Regions from separate parts of the Homo sapiens genome. Here region 1 is linked to region 2. A link is a loop called in an ENCODE intact Hi-C map of the cell type or tissue named here. Cell type or tissue: PC-9. All regions are shown on one strand. Links, peaks and the distances in the headings refer to the core of each region. The heading gives the core; the rest is flanking DNA.

The links. Peaks named below come from ENCODE experiments on the same cell type or tissue, not always from the same donor. Only the 100,000 strongest peaks of a DNase experiment are listed, where the experiment ranks them.
Region 1: a loop joins it to region 2, with 17 times the contacts of the local background. A loop is called at or near these places in 8 of 110 quality-filtered maps.

Annotation. Positions count from the first base shown.
Region 1 is chr7:155,229,654-155,237,733 of GRCh38, forward strand. No RefSeq gene overlaps it. Among named protein-coding and RNA genes, the nearest start is that of INSIG1, 64 kb to the right of the region's middle. In PC-9, for the core only: a CTCF peak has its summit at 4,588 (motif pointing right); no DNase peak of the experiment used is centred there; H3K27ac peaks cover 16 bases.
Region 2 is chr7:155,340,854-155,348,933 of GRCh38, forward strand. No RefSeq gene overlaps it. Among named protein-coding and RNA genes, the nearest start is that of BLACE, 23 kb to the right of the region's middle. RefSeq lists a silencer at 3,893-4,282. In PC-9, for the core only: a CTCF peak has its summit at 4,258; a DNase peak (open chromatin) is centred at 4,308; H3K4me3 peaks cover 711 bases; H3K27me3 peaks cover 659 bases.

The DNA of each region.
Region 1 (8,080 bases), core at 1,541-6,540, 110 kb before region 2:
TTCTCGATCATCTCTTTTCCCATTAAAATCTCATCATCTTTCAAGACCAGCTCAAGTGCTGCCTCCTCCAAGAAGTCCTCCTGATCACTCCTGGCAGAAGTCGCCTCCTCTATCTCTCAGAGCGTATTCCATCACAACGTTCCCACCTGGAGAGTGGAATTCTGTACATATGGATGGAGAAGCACTTGTTATGCTGGGAGATGAGACGCTTCACGAGCTACCTGCCTGCTAGATTGCATGTTGTCTCCTGACCTCAAGAGCTTGTTTTATGTGCAGAACACTAGACGTCTGATGATGCGAACACCGCTGGAACCCTCATTCTGTTAGACGGCAGGCCCGAAGAGCACACGCCAAAGTTGGTGGCCTAATCCTCTTGGCATCTGTTATAGTAAATGCATTTTCATGGGAACACAGCCAGGCCCATTTGCCCAGGTATCACCCACGGCTGCTTCTGCACTACAACAGCAGAGTTGCACAGCCACAAACCCTAAAATATTCACTGTCTGGCCCTTTCCTCATATTTACCCGCCCCTGCCCCAAACCCTCCACCACGCGGACCTGATTCCATGCTTCTGGCTCCCCAGGAGCGAAGCCGTAGATGGTGTCTCTTTCACTCCTTATAAAGATACAATTATACAGGGTAGGGGCCCCTCCCTGTGACCTCACTTAGCTCCCAGCTGACCCAATCAGCTCGCCTCCTCCACTGAGGGAACCCTGCCATTCTCGGAGGAGGGAGTGTCGTCTGACCAATACGCTGAGGAATGCCAGCTGTCCACAGGCTGCCATCTGATCCCTCACTCACAGAGGAATCCTTTGTGGAGGTCAGAGTCATTGATCATCATAAAAACAGTCACATTCTTGTGATCTTGGCAGTGCCTCACGAAACACAACCTACACCACATCACTCTTGAATGTTGTCTCATAGAAACTTGTGGACGGATTTTATTCTGTATTAAAAATGATAAAATGGAAGGTGTGGCATGTTACATAACTCTGCATCAGCTGCAGACCATCACTTTCTTTCTTTTTTTTTGAGACGGAGTCTCGCTGTGTTGCCCAGGCTGGAGTGCAGTGGCACAGTCTTAGCTCACTGCAACCTCTGCCTCCTGGGTTCAAGTGATTCTCCTGCCTCAGCCTCCCGAGTAGCTAGGATTACAGGCATGTGCCACCATGCCCAGCTAATTTTCATATTTTTAGTAGAGACAGGGTTTTGCCATGTTGGCCAGGCTGGTCTCGAACTGCTGACCTCAGGTGATCCACCCACCTTGGCCTCCCAAAGTGCTGGGATTACAGGCGTGAGCCACCTCGCCCGGCCCAGACCATCACTTTCATGTGTGGTTGCCAAAAAGCCTCAGTCGAAAAGAACATGTAGATTTACCTAAAGGCCCAGGAAAGGGGCCTGTTGAGGTGAATGATGATGGGCCTCCCAAGGGATGGTCCACCGTGCAGCCGTTACAAATCATGCTGGGGAAGGGAATTATGTATGAATCTTAGGTGGAAAAGGTTAGAAAAGATCCTATCTACCAGGAAAAGAAAGAAAACGTGGACTTAATAAGGTCATTATGCCGAGCAGGGGCTTTGGGAATGTGCTTGATCCCTTCACGGCTCTAGAACAGCTATTCCGCCCCAGACTCCCATCACAAAAACCGCATTCGGGGTCTGTTGCCCGCAGCACCCACAGTTATCCCGCCCCAGACTCCCATCACAAAAACCGCATTTGGCATCTGTTGCCTGCAGCACCCCATGGATCACCACACACGGCTGTTTCTTACATTGGCTCAAGTTTCAGGGATGAGTGTGGGCATGAGTGCCACGGGGAACGAGGTGTGCTCGAGCCTCCTGAGCACTACCTGAAGGAGACAGACCGACCAGTCCTCCCAGGTTTCCGTCTCGGCAGCGGCCGTCCATCCGGCTGGCCCGTCCATGCCCATGCCCATGCCCATGCCCATGTACTGGCGATTCCAAAGCTTCATTTTACGTGAAAATCACAGGGGAAAAGTGCAGCTTCCCTGGCCCCTGTTACCAGGGACTCTGATTCTGAGGGACCAGACTGGGAGTAGGTTCCTTCCTTAACAAGTCCTCCGGGATTCAGACGCTGGTGGCCCAGAGGCCACCCAAGAGACACTGCCGGGAGCCGGGCGGGTTCCCCCACATGGCAGGCCAGAGGTCTCACTCTGCACACATCTCTCCTTTCTGCTGTTAGAGTCATTCTTTTGTGGAAACAGCGGCCTGGGCTGGTCCCCATCACTGAGACAGAATCCATAGGCTCAGATGAGGCCTAAACAATGATACACCAGTCTCATCCACTCCACAGCACCGAATTTTCTGAGATTTAACGAGAGCCGACTCACTGGGAATATCTCCGGAGCAAGGAATTAAACGCCTGACCAGAGCCTCAAAGTGGAGGACAGAGGCCTCCACCCCTGGCTGCCCACTGCAGCTGCTTCGGCCAAGTCATGCGACATTTCTGTCTTGACCAGTGGAAACCCATGCAGTTGTTCCCTGTGGTCGAGGGAACAATGGCCCCAGAGACATCCACGTCTGGATCCCTGGAATGCGAGCCTGTGTCAGGTTCCATGGCAGAGGATGATGGTTGCTCATCGGTGGCCTTGAGACGAGAGATTCTCCTGGATCATCCAGTGGGTGAATGTCATCCCAGGTGCTTCTGGTGAGGAGGAAGGGAGAGGAGTCGGAGGAAGGGCTGCGCTGCCAGATACAGTCAGAGAGATGCTGCTGCAGCTGCAAGACAGAAGGGCCCAAGCCCAGTGAGGTGGCCATCCTCCAACCTGGAAAAGGCAAGAAAACGGGGGCTCCCCTGGAGTCCCCAGAAGGATGCAGTGTGCTGACACCTGGCCGTAGCCCAGTGAGACCCGTAGTGGACCTTTGAACCACAGAACTCTCGGATAATAAATTTGTGTTGTCTTAAGCCATTAAGTTTGTGGTAATTTACCATAATAGCAGCAAAAGAAAACTCCCACAGCCCTTGCCCACTTGAGGACCTGCTGCAAAGCTGGGAAGAGGAAGGAGGCAGGAGGCTTCGCTCCGTCCGTCCTTTCTGTTTTAGGGCCTGCACATTTTGTTGTTCCTTCTTGATTTCTATCCTTAATGATCACAGTGATTTGGGGTAATATGAGCATCAAAGTGCTTTTTTGCTGAAGACCTGTTTGCTTGTTGCCAGTTTTATAGTGACCCAATAGAATAAGACCAGTAAATTTATTGATGGCAGAAATTAGCCATGTCCTTAAACGCTTTCACAGGGCAGACAGAGACGTCTTAGTCTTCGTGGTGGAGTTGAGACCGAGGCAGTATCTTCAAAGGTGTATTAAGGTGCCTTTGTTGTCGGCTTTCAACGCCTCCTTTGAAGGACTCGCTCACTTCCCCGGCAGGTGAGTAAGCAGCTCACAGGGACCCCGTGAGCAAAGCCTGCAAGGGGCAGAGCCAGGCTGCAAACCCAGGCCCTGCACACGGCTCTCACGCTTCTGTCACACCACACCCAGAGCATCAGTGCCTCTAATCAACCAACATTTCAGTTCCTACGGTTCAAAATGGGCCTTACAGGACTTCAAAGCATCGATAATTCAGACATTTGCTTGGTAAATCCTCTATCATGGAATATGATGAAGGCAACTTCAGATCAACAAACTGGTGTCTGAATTATCACACATTCTGAAATCAGAGACGTCCAGTGAAAAGAGATTTGTCTAGTAAAAGTAATTCCAGATGTGTAACCCAAAGGACTCGTCTAGGAAGTTCCAGTGGGAAGGACTTTGCTGCTCTCCAGCACGAGTTATTTTCTCCCAGGACTTTTTCAGCCTGCCAGCCGTACACTTCCCAGACATTTCACCAAATGAAGAGAGAAAGGAAAACAAACAAACGAAAAGCTTTCTTTAAGTAGCTTTGAACTTTGCACTAGACAGATCCAAATTCATTGGCTTCTGCACTAAAGCTGTCTCCAAGACATCCCTGTTAGGTTCGTAACTAAATCGCCCACTAATATTTATGCTCTGTCTTAAACAAAGGAAATAGGAGCTGTTGTCAAGGACACGGTGGGGCAGGCAAGGCGAGCCGGTTTCTGGTGCAGACACAGCCCAGAGACAAGCTTCAAAAGGACAGCTCTGCCTGGGCCCTCAGAGACGCGCAGCTGCGTCAGCGTGGACTCTGGGTGGTGCCGGATTGTGGATAATTTGAGGGAATGCACAGCACATTAAGGAGGCTGGGAATGCCGAGGGTCTGGTGGGCCAGGGTCTCTGAGCCCGACGTCCTCTCAGCCACCGTTCAGCCTGACCCAGGACAGGCCTCCACCCTCCCATGCGCTCGACTTCTCACTCAGCAGAGACACGCAGCTTCAGCCAGTGCAGCAGCACCACGCAGCTTCAGCCAGTGGGCAGCACGTGGGCAGCAGGACCACGTGCCCACCAGATGCCTAGTGTGGTACGTCTTGGTCATAAATTAGATCCTTAAACAAAAATGTAAGTATACAAAACCACGGCCTCACCCCAAAACGCCCAGAAGGCAAACACACTCTCAGCCGAATGGCCTTCTGACCGAGAGCCCTTTTGCGGCTGTTACCCCATTTGATGTTTAGAACAATCCCAAGAGGCAGCTGTGGCATGGGCATCAGTCAGGGCTCCACTGGAGGGCACTGAACCACAAGGAACCAGGGCCAGGGCCTCAACCATCCAGCAAGGTGGCCTTGGGGGAACACACGAGGATGACAGCCGGGAGACTTCAGTCCAAGTCTCTGCTCTGTCCCTTCATCCCCAGACCTGGCTTTTCTTATCTGTAAAATACATGGAGGGCCTGCGGTGGTGTAGACACAGCATGAGAACACTGCTTCTCAAGTTTTATTGCATGTTTTTTAAAAGGCAATATCCCAGACCCTATGTCCAGCGTTTTGTTTTGTTTTGTTTTGCTTTTTGACAGAGTCTCACTCTGTCGCCCAGGCTGGAGTGCAGTGGCCTGATCTCGGCTCACTGCAAGCTCCACCTCCCAGGTTCACACCATTCTCCTGCCTCAGCCTCCCGAGTAGTTGGGACTACAGGCGCCCGCCACCAAGCCCGGCTATTTTTTTTGGATTTTTTAGTGGAGACGGGGTTTCACCGTGTTAGCCAGGATGGTCTCGATCTCCTGACCTCGTGATCCACCCGCCTCGGCCTCCCCAAGTGCTGGGATTACAGGCGTGAGCCACCGCGCCCAGCCATCCAAGGGTTTTGATGACTATTTCTGAGATGAAACCTAGAAATCCATATTTTAGCAAGCTTCTAGGCACTTCTGACACAGGTGGTTCAGACTACTGTCAAAACCTGGAAACTTTGGAGAGCAAAAGTGAGGTGATTAATGATTAAACTGGGGCAACAGCATAGCCTGAGGCTGACGTGGGCAAGTTTCAATGGAAGGTCACGCGAGGGCCGGCCATGCTTTCGGAAGACGTTCCTCTGTGTCATTGGAGGAGCAGCGTTGGCTGATCTGGTCAGGGATTGCACTCATGCCTGTCATAAACATCAGAAGAGGGTTTACTGTCAGCTGTGGATTAAAACTCAAAGGCCAGAGATCAGGCTACTGTTCTTCTTCCCCATGAGTGCAAATGCTTTTCCCCTGCATCAGTTGGCTCCAATAGGCTGATTCTTTTAAGGGTCAAAGTCCCACACTCTCCTTTTTATTATTACCCTGTTTCCTAAACGAATAAGAAGCAACAGCACATTTGAGTCACCTTTTATCATCCTAAGATGCCGCTCTTTAGTTTCTCTTTGGGGCACAGCCAACCGTGTCCAATATCCATTCTGCCTGTCCTCCTCAGTAAGGAAAAACCGAGTTTGAGCTCTCTCTGTGGCCATCTGGAATCAAGATTCTGTTTCCCAGCTCCTCATGCAGTGAATTGTGGCCACGTCGAAGTTCAGGACATGGGATGGAAGTAGACTTGGCCTGGGCACCTTCTTGGAAGTGCTCCAAAAGAGAAGGGCATAATCTTTCTTGCCCTCCTTCCTCCCTGTTGGCTAGAATAGGAATGTAAGAGCTGGCACCCTGGCAGCTCTCCTGGGCTATGAGCAACCTTGGGAATGGAATCCAAGCACAGTGGAACAGAGGGCTAAGGAGGAACCCAGTTCCCTGCCCCAGGGGCACGTTTCAGCCAAGGATGTAATGTTTCCAGGCCTCCTAGCTGTGACAGAGAAGTCTTATATCCTTTACACAATGCTGTTAGTTGGAATTATCCTTTGCTTGCTGTCATAACTAATTCTGACAGACACACCTTGCCTGTTCCCTCTTCTGTCAGCCAAGGCTGGGGAACAGAACAGAAAATCACGATGCCGCTGCGGGAGCAAGAGATACCAGGGTGGTCACGGGAAGAGATCCACCGGGGCAGGTTCCCAGAATTCCTTTTCTCCACCATAATTCCACGCATCAGCCATTGTATGAGGCATCTGTCATATAAGCTCAGTCACTGGAGATGAAGGCACTTCACAAATTCAACGCCTTTTGCAAATGTACCCACTGTCTCTCTCAACAGCTGTGCTAGGTGGCCCGGCAGGGACAGTAAATGCACTGGGCGCTGAGATGAAGCTCCCTGTTCACCATTGGCGGGCACGTGCTCGGTGTTTCACTGTGCGTGGAGAATGCCAGGCTGCCATGTAAGCATCTGAAGGAGGCAAAGCGACTCTACCCTATCACCTCCGGGTCCAGCATCACTGAGGATCCCCCCAAGTGTGGCTCCTGTGGTGACACCCAGACTCACCACCTCAAACGACCCCACCTCTGAAACCATCAGCTCTAACTTCACCTCCGTGCTTCTAGGCCCACCGAGGCCCCTAGCACCCCCTCAGCCCACTCTAGCTTCACTTCCTCTCCAGCCTTTCCCAGAGTCCCCGGCCCAGCACCGAGGGCTCTCCTGCACCCTGCCCTGTGCACATCTCCATGCCACACAGGTCTGTTCCGGCACCTGCCCGCCTGCCACCGCCTTACCCTGGTGTTCCCAGAACTCCTAGAGAAAGCTTCAGTCACAAGGGTGCCACTGCCATCCCTGCTCCAGCCCAGGGCTCACGGCGCCCAGCAGTGCTGCTGCCATCCTCAGAGAGCTGTTCTGCCCTCCTGCCCCAGGCTGCCAGGCCTCTGCCCACTTCAGCTGGAGCAACAGGGCTTCCCCTGGTGCACAGAGCTAACGAGAAAGCCAGAGTGAATCCCACATTCAGCCTTCCTACGCCTCTCTCTGTCCCTATGTCTACCTCTGTCTCTCTGTCTCTATCTCTCTCTGTCCCTCTCTGTCTCTGTCCCTCTCTCTTTCTCTCTTGCTTGCTCTGTCTCTCTGTCTCTGTGTCTGTTTCTGTCTCTGCCTGTCTCTCTGTCTCTCTGTCTCTGTCTCTCACACACCCCTCCACTCCACCCTATCTGTGCCCCTCGCCCCTCAGTGGCCCGGGCCCCCCTCTTCTTCTGCTTGTAGCCACCCCCTCCTACCAGCTGGGTCCTGCCCCATTTCCTCCAGGCCCTTGGTCCATTGATTCTCTTTTAACTCTAGCCTATCCCTTTCAATTTATTATTTTTAATAAGCAGAGAAAGATTCCCAAGACTTTAATCTTAAAAAGAAAAGAAAAGAAAAAATTCTAACCTAGAAACACATCCCCCTAAATGTGGCCCTGTGACTCCCTCCCAGCTCAGGCAGCCAATCCTCCAGAAACTCCCCTCAAGGGCTGGCTTCCTCCCGTCTCTGATTTCCTGTCCCTGCAAATCTTCCCCCCAAGGGAGCCAGGGTGCTGCTGGGCACCTCTCTAATGTGCCTTCTCGGTGGCATGAGACACAGCCAGGCACCCTCCCTGAGGGCGGTCTCCTCTATGACTGAGTCTCTCTGGCTTCTTGTCCTGTTTTGCCACCTGCTCTCCTCCTGGCTCTGTCTTCACTGATTCCCTGAAAGCAGAGCCTGAGCCCGAGCTTCTCTCTGCTGCCCACTGGGGAGTCCCAAGGAGGGGTGGGGAAGGCCAGGAGGCTGATTAGGCAAGTATGCAGAGTCGGGGTCCCCAACCGGCCACTGAGGGCTCCAAACACAGCTGGCTGTGCCCTCTCACAGGGCTGAGAGCCCCCATGAGCTACTGAG
Region 2 (8,080 bases), core at 2,166-7,165:
TCCTCTGAGCTCACTCCTGCTGTAGCGTGGTTCAGGTCCCTCCCCGTGGCTGAGCACTCCTCTGCCGTATAGCGTGGGTCGGGTCCCGTGGCTGAGCACTCCTCTGCTGCACAGCGTGGGTTGGGTCCCGTGGCTGAGCACCCCTCTGCCATGCAGATGGACCACATGGGGTTCATCTCACCAGTATTTTAGGCTACCCTTGTCTGCTGGCTTCTTCCTCACAGCCTAAAAGTATGTTTAGGTCTCTTCCATGTATTAGCACACATAAAAATCCACAAAACAGCAAAATAGGGGCCTGAGACCCACCCACTTTGACATGGTGAAAACCAAGAGCCTGCGAACCACCTGCTTTGACACAGTGAAAACCAAGAGCCTGAGACCCACCTGCTTTGACACAGTGAAAACCAAGAGCCTGAGACCCACCTGCTGTGACACAGTGAAAACCAAGAGCCTGAGACCCACCTGCTGTGACACAGTGAAAACCAAGAGCCTGAGACCCACCTGCTGTGACACAGTGAAAACCAAGAGCCTGAGACCCACCTGCTGTGACACAGTGAAAACCAAGAGCCTGAGACCCACCTGCTGTGACACAGTGAAAACCAAGAGCCTGAGACCCACCTGCTGTGACACAGTGAAAACCAAGAGCCTGAGATCCACCTGCTGTGACACAGTGAAAACCAAGAGCCTGAGACCCACCTGCTGTGACACAGTGAAAACCAAGAGCCTGAGACCCACCTGCTGTGACACAGTGAAAACCAAGAGCCTGAGACCCACCTGCTGTGACGTGGTGAAAGAGCTTTCAAACACTCCCTAGCAACGCACCACATGCAGGGGGCTCAGACATCACAAACGTATCTCCTCTCAGTTCTGGAGGCTGGAAGTCCAAGATCAAGGTTGGGCAGGGCTGTTTTCTCCCGAGGCCTCTCTCTGTGGCTTGCAGTCAGATGCCATCTCCCTGGGTCCTCACATGGTCATGCCTCTGTGTGTCTGTGTCCTTATCTCCTCTTCTTCTAAGGACACCAGTCCTATGGGATTAGGGTCCACCCCAGTGAACCCATTTGACCTTAATTTCCTCTTGAATGGCTCTAGCTCCAAATACAGCCACATTCTGTGGCCTCCCCCCGGGGCTTGCAGACAGCTATTTTTACCTTCCCGCAGGGCTCTCCCTGTGGGTGTCTGTGTCCAATGTCCCCCATGTTTAAGGACACCAGTCATACTGGACTAGGGCTCACCCTAACAACTTCATCTTAACTTGATGACCTCTGTAAAGACCCTATCTCCCTATAAGGTCACCTTCTGAGGTCTTAGGGGTTAGGACTTCATCCTTTGGATTTATGGAGACACAATTCAGCCCCTAACATCTTGGAAATTCTAACCCACTTAACCCATTCTCTTCCCTGGAAGTTCAATATTGTTTTGATGTTTATGTGTAACATTGCTTTAAAAACTCTGTCTCTTGATCACAACAAGAAACACCAATGGTCTGCGTGGCTGTGGTTTCCCCGGCTCCCTTGTGTGGCTGTGGGTCCCCAGCTCCCTTGCTCCGAGATGTCTCTGTTTTGCTTTATGCAGTTTCCTTCAAGCCCAGCATTTCGTCCTAGGGGCCTCCCATGGACTGAATGTTGGCGAGGCCCCAAAATTCCCATGCTGGAGCCTCAAACCCCGGTATGGCTGTACGTGAAGTAAGGCAGCCATTAAGGTTACACGAGGCCATAAGGGTGGGCCCTGATCCCACGAGATTAGTGCTCTCATAACAAGGGACACCAGAGAGCTCGCTCATTCTCTCCTCCGATGCTGGCACCAAGAAAGGCCACTGAGGAGGGCAGGGCAAGAAGGTGGCCTTCTGTGAGCCTGGAAGAGGGGCCTCGCGAGAGCCCAGCCATGCTGGCACCCACCCCTCAGGCCTCCAACCTCCAGAGCCTGAGGAATAAGTGTCTGTGGTTCAAGCCACCCAGTCTGCGGTATTTTGTGAGGCAGCGGGAGAAAGCTATGGAGGGCTGTTATTTTGTTCGTATCATCTTTCGTGATGTGAAAGCTCTCTGTACTTTTAAAGTAGTAACCTTGACATTTTTCTAAACCATTCTTTACCATCTGCCTCTTTAATATTTGTTAGCAAGAGCTCCCCAACCCCCACTGCCCAATATAGTTCAAATATCTTCACTTTCCTCTACTTCTTTCTCACTCCCCACTTCCAAATTCCTGGTATGTTGATAGATTTTTGAATCATGCATCACCTCTTTCCACAAACTTTGTGATTCTGCATTCAGTTTACAAGCTTGGTTTTCTGTTGTTCTGTTTTAACTATTTCTACTTTAGTAACCCTACTGATTTCTTTTGTTTAACTCATCTTTGAACACCAATAACTCTGTACGATCTGTCTTGCTTAACCCACTCAGAACATGCACTTCACGCAGCCAGATCACAGCAACTACTGGGGTTTCACCTGGCATAATCCAAGCCTGAGGGGCCACTGTAGCTCTCCCCACTGCGGTCCTAACAGATGGAAGGGGACCTGGTCTCCCTCGTGCGATCTGAACTTGTAGTGTAGGCACCCTGTTAATATCCATGGAGTGATGGTAAACAGAGTCCAAATGCAACAAGAAATCTGCAAGTAACTGTCCTGGAGCCCAGGGAACAGGGCCAATGCCCACACTGCCAGGGGGACGGCTATACTGTACGGCTGAGTGGCTCCTCACCCTGTCCCCATGCCCCTGGGAACCCATCAGAGCATTTCTGTGGATGCCTGTCTTTGTCTCTCTTGACCAGGATATTCAGCCTCGCCTCAGTGGCATTTGAACAGGATAACTGTGTGGGGCTGTCCTGTGCAGGGCTGGGGGCCTCTCTGTGGGGCCATCGTGTGCATGGCGGTGGGCCTGCCTGCATCCCTGGCCTCTGCCCGTTTAGATGCCTGTGGCAGCCCCTCCTGCAACCAAATCAGCTTCAGACACTGCCAGTGGCCCCTGGAGCCAAAGACAGGGATTCAAAGGCAGGCCAAGGCTTGTCACCTGTCTCTGCCCCACACACAGCAGGCGCTTCAACGGCCTCAGCTCGCATTCCAGAAAGATCTGCCCACTGTGAGGCACAGGGCCTTTCTCCCACCTCACCAATGGCAGAAACGCACCTTTAGTGACCTGCGGCCCACCTGGGGATATTACCTGGGCATCGTGCCTCATAAAACCACACCCTAGGCTGGGCGCAGTGGCTCATGCCTGTGATCCCAGCACTTTGGGAGGTCGAGGCAGGTGGATCATGAGGTCAAGAGACTGAGACCATCCTGGCCAACATGGTGAAACCCTGTCTCTACTAAAAATACAAAAAATAGCTGGGCGTGATGGCATGTGCCTGTAGTCCCAGCTACTCGGGAGGCTGAGGCAGGAGAATCGCTTGAACCTGGGAGGTGGAGGTTGCAGGGAGCCAAGATCGCACCACTGCACAACAACCTGGGCGACAGCGCGAGACTGTCTCAAAAAACAAACAAATAAACAACAACAACAACAAAACAATGAAAAAACCCACACCCTACACTGTGGGGCCCTACGGCCGGCCGTGGTGCAGGCAACCTCCCCTTGACACCACTCCTGTTGCTGCGGGGCCTCCCGACCTGGGGCTGGTTCTGCGCTTTCCCTTTTCTGGGGCTTTGCCGGGCGCTTCCTGGGGCCCTCCTGGGACCTCCCTGGGGCTCTCCCGGGACCTTCCTGGGGCCTTCCTGGGGCTCTCTCGGGACCTTCCTGGGGCTTTCTCGGGATCTTCCTCGGGCTCTGCCAGGGTCTTCCTGGGGCCCTCCCGGGACCTCCCTGGGGCTCTCCCGGGGTCTTCCTGGGGGCTCTCCCGGAACCTTCTTGGGGCTCTCCCTGGAGCTTCCTGGGGCTCTCCCGAGTCCTTCCTGGGACCTTTCTGGGGCTCTCCCGTGGCCCTCCCGGGGCTCCCCCGTGGCCCTCCCGGGGCTCCCCTGCGCCCGTGTGTCCTTAGTGGGAGGGCGCTTTCAGCCTCCTCCTCCCACACACCTGTCCCGCCAGCGCAATCCAGGGGCCAGGGCGGCTGCTGAGGCCCCGGCCCGAGGAGGGGCGGTCACCCCGCAGTCGGACGCCGCCGCGCCCCACGCCGCAGGGCAGCGCGCCCCAAAGCTTCCCGCGCGGGGACTGAGTGGCGCCCTGGGCTAGTCCCCGCCCCTTCGCCCCCGCCGCGCCGCACCAGCGCCCCCTGGCGGCCATCCGCGCGCCGCGCGCTCCGACTCCCGCCCACCCTAGAGAGAGCGCGGAGCCCTGCCGGCGACTGACTTCAAGGCACAAGGCAGTGGGAATTTCGTCGCTGAGAAATGCAGCGTGTACGTCGGTTGTCTTTCCTTAAGCTGTATACACACTAGACGGAGCTTTCGGCAATGTATTCACTGAGGTTACAAGAGACAGGGACTTGGGGCTTGTTTTCTAGATTGCTGAAAATGAAGCTTTGAGAGCAGGGATGACACGTAAGTGGCTGAAACGTAAAAAACTGGAAGGTCAAATTACAAATGTAATAGAAATAGCCACCGGGTCCACTCAGTCCCCAGCCGCCTTGCAATCTGCTTTTTTAACTAGCTGCTCTCATCCGATTATAACAACCATCCGCCCCTTCAGTGGTTCCAGGGACTGCAGAGTCACATAAGAGAGCATCGCATAGAGCAAGTAACACATTGAGGGGGCACTCACTAAAGACAGCACCCACATAAAGAGAGCACCTACATACATAGAGCACTCACATAAAGAGGGCGCTCACATAAAGAGAGCACTCACTAGAGCATCTACACAGAGAGCACTCCCATAGAGAGAGCACCCACATACAGCACTCAGTAAAGAGAGCACCCACATACAGAGAGCACCCACATAGAGGGAGCACCCACAGAGAGAGCACTCACATAGAGCACTCACTAAAGAGAGTGCCCACATAGAGAGCACTCCCACAGAGCACCCATATAGAGCATCTGCATAGAGAGAGCACCCACACAGAGGGAGCACCCCCATAGAGACAGCACTCACATAGAGCACCCCCCTAGAGAAAGCACCCCCATAGAGAGAGCACCCTTATAGAGAGAGCACCCTTATAGAGAGAGCACCCCATAGAGAGAGCACCCCTAGAGAGCACCACCATAGAGAAAGCCCCCACACAGAGGGAGCACCCCCATAGAGACAGCACCCCTTAGAGAGAGCACCCCTTAGCGAAAGCACCCACACAGAGGCAGCATCCACACAGAGGGAGCACTCACATAGAGCACCCCCTAAAGAAAGCACCCACATAGAGAGCATCCCTATAGAGAGCACCACCATAGAAAGCCCCCACACAGAGGGAGCACCCCCATAGAGACAGCACCCCTTAGAGAGAGCACCCCTTAGCGAAACCACCCACAGAGGGAGCACGCACACAGAGGGAGCACTCACATAGAGCACCCCCCTAAAGAAAGCACCCCCATAGAGAGCATCCCTATAGAGAGAGCACCACCATAGAGAAAGCCCCCACACAGAGGGAGCACCCCTATAGAGAGAGCATCCCTTAGAGAGAGCACCCATAGAGACAGCACCCACACAGAGGGAGCACCCTATAGACACAGCACTCACACAGAGCACCCACTAGAGAAAATACCCCCATAGAGAGAGCACCCCATAGAGCCCCCACACAGAGGGAGCACCCCCACAGAGAGAGCACCCACACAGAGGGAGCATCCCATAGACAGAGCACTCACATAGCGCACCCCCATAGAGCACCCACACAGAGGGAGCACCCCCATAGAGACAGCACTCACATAGAGCACCTCCATAGAGAGAGCACCCCCATAGACCACTCACATAGAGCACCTAGAGAGAGCACTCACATAGAGAGAGCACTCACACAGAGAGAGCACCCACATAGAAAGAGCACTCACATAGAGCACCCATAGAGAGAGCACTCACAGAGAGAGCACCCACATAGAGAGCACCCACATAGAGAGAGCACCCACAAAAAGAGCACCTACATAGAGAGCACCCACATAGAGAGAGCACCCATATAGAGAGAGCACCCACATAGAGAGAGCACCCAAATAGAGCATCTACATAGAGAGCACTCACATACAGAGAGCACCTACATAGCACTCACATAGAGAGAGCACCTACATAGAGAGAGCACCCACATAGAGAGAGCATCCACAAAGAGAGAGCACCCACATAGAGAGAGCATCTACATAGAGAGAGCACTCACATAGAGAGAGCACCTACATAGAGCACTCACATAGAGAGCACACACAGAGAGCACCCACAGAGTACCCACATAGAGAGAGCACCCATATAGAGCACCTACATAGAGAGAGCACCCACATAGAGAGAGCACTCACAGAGAACACCTACATAGAGCACTCACATAGAGAGAGCACCTACATAAACAGAGCACTCACATAGAGCACTCGCATAGAGCACCTACATAGAGAGAGCACCCACATAGAGAGAACACCCACATAGAGAGAGCACTCAGAGCACCCGCATAGAGAGCACTCCCATAGAGCACCTACATAGAGAGCACTCACATAGAGCACCTAGAGAGAGCACCCACATAGAGCACTCACACAGAGAGAGCACTCAGAGAGAGCACCTACATAGAGCACTCACATAGAGAGAGCACCTACATAGAGAGAGCACCTAGAGAGCACTCACATAGAGCACCTACATAGAGAGAGCACCCACATAGAGCACCCACATAGAGCACCTACATAGAGAAAGCACTCACAGAGAGCACCCACATAGAGAGATCACTCACATAGAGTACCCCAGAGAGCACCTACATAGAGAACACTCACATAGAGAGTGCACCCACATAGAGAGAGCACCCACATAGAGAGAGCACCTACATAGAGAGCACTCACATAGAGAGAGCACCCACATAGAGAGAGCACCCACATAGAGAGAGCACTCACATAGAGCACTCACATAGAGAGAGCACACACATAGAGCACCCACATAGAGAGAGCACCCACATAGAGAGAGCACTCACATAGAGCACCCACATAAAGAGCACCCACAAAAAGAGCACCTACATAGAGAGAGCACCCACATAGAGAGAGCACCCATATAGAGAGAGCACCCACATAGAGAGAGCACCCAAATAGAGCATCTACATAGAGAGCACTCACATACAGAGAGCACCTACATAGCACTCACATAGAGCACCTACATAGAGCACCCACATAGAGAGAGCATCCACATAGAGAGAGCACCCACATAGAGAGAGCATCTACATAGAGAGAGCACGCACATAGAGAGAGCACCTACATAGAGCACTCACATAGAGAGCACACATAGAGAGCACCCACATAGGGTACCCACATAGAGAGAGCACCCATATAGAGCACCTACATAGAGAGAGCACCCACATAGAGAGAGCACTCACATAGAGAACACCTACATAGAGCACTCACATAGATAGAGCACCTACATAAATAGAGCACTCACATAGAGCACTCGCATAGAGCACCTACATACAGAGAGCACCCACATAGAGAGAACACCCACATAGAGAGAGCACTCAGAGCACCCACATAGAGAGCACTCCCATAGAGCACCTACATAGAGAGCACTCACATAGAGCACCTAGAGAGAGCACCCACATAGAGCACTCACATAGAGAGCACCCACATAGAGAGAGCACTCAGAGAGAGCACCTACATAGAGCACTCACATAGAGAGAGCACCTAGAGAGAGCACCTAGAGAGCACTCACATAGAGCACCTAGAGAGAGCACCCACATAGAGCACCCACATAGAGCACCTACATAGAGAAAGCACTCACAGAGAGCACCCACATAGAGAGATCACCCACAGAGTACCCCATAGAGAGAGCACCTACATAGAGAACACTCACATAGAGAGTGCACCCACATAGAGAGTGCACCCACATAGAGAGAGCACCCACATAGAGAGAGCACCTACATAGAGAGCACTCACATAGAGAGAGCACCCACATAGAGAGAGCACCTACATAGAGCACTCATAGAGAGAGCACCCACATAGAGAGAGCACCCACATAGCACCACTGTCAGGGCTGAGTGGTGCAGTTGCAGAGGGAAAGGGCTGCCAGGTATG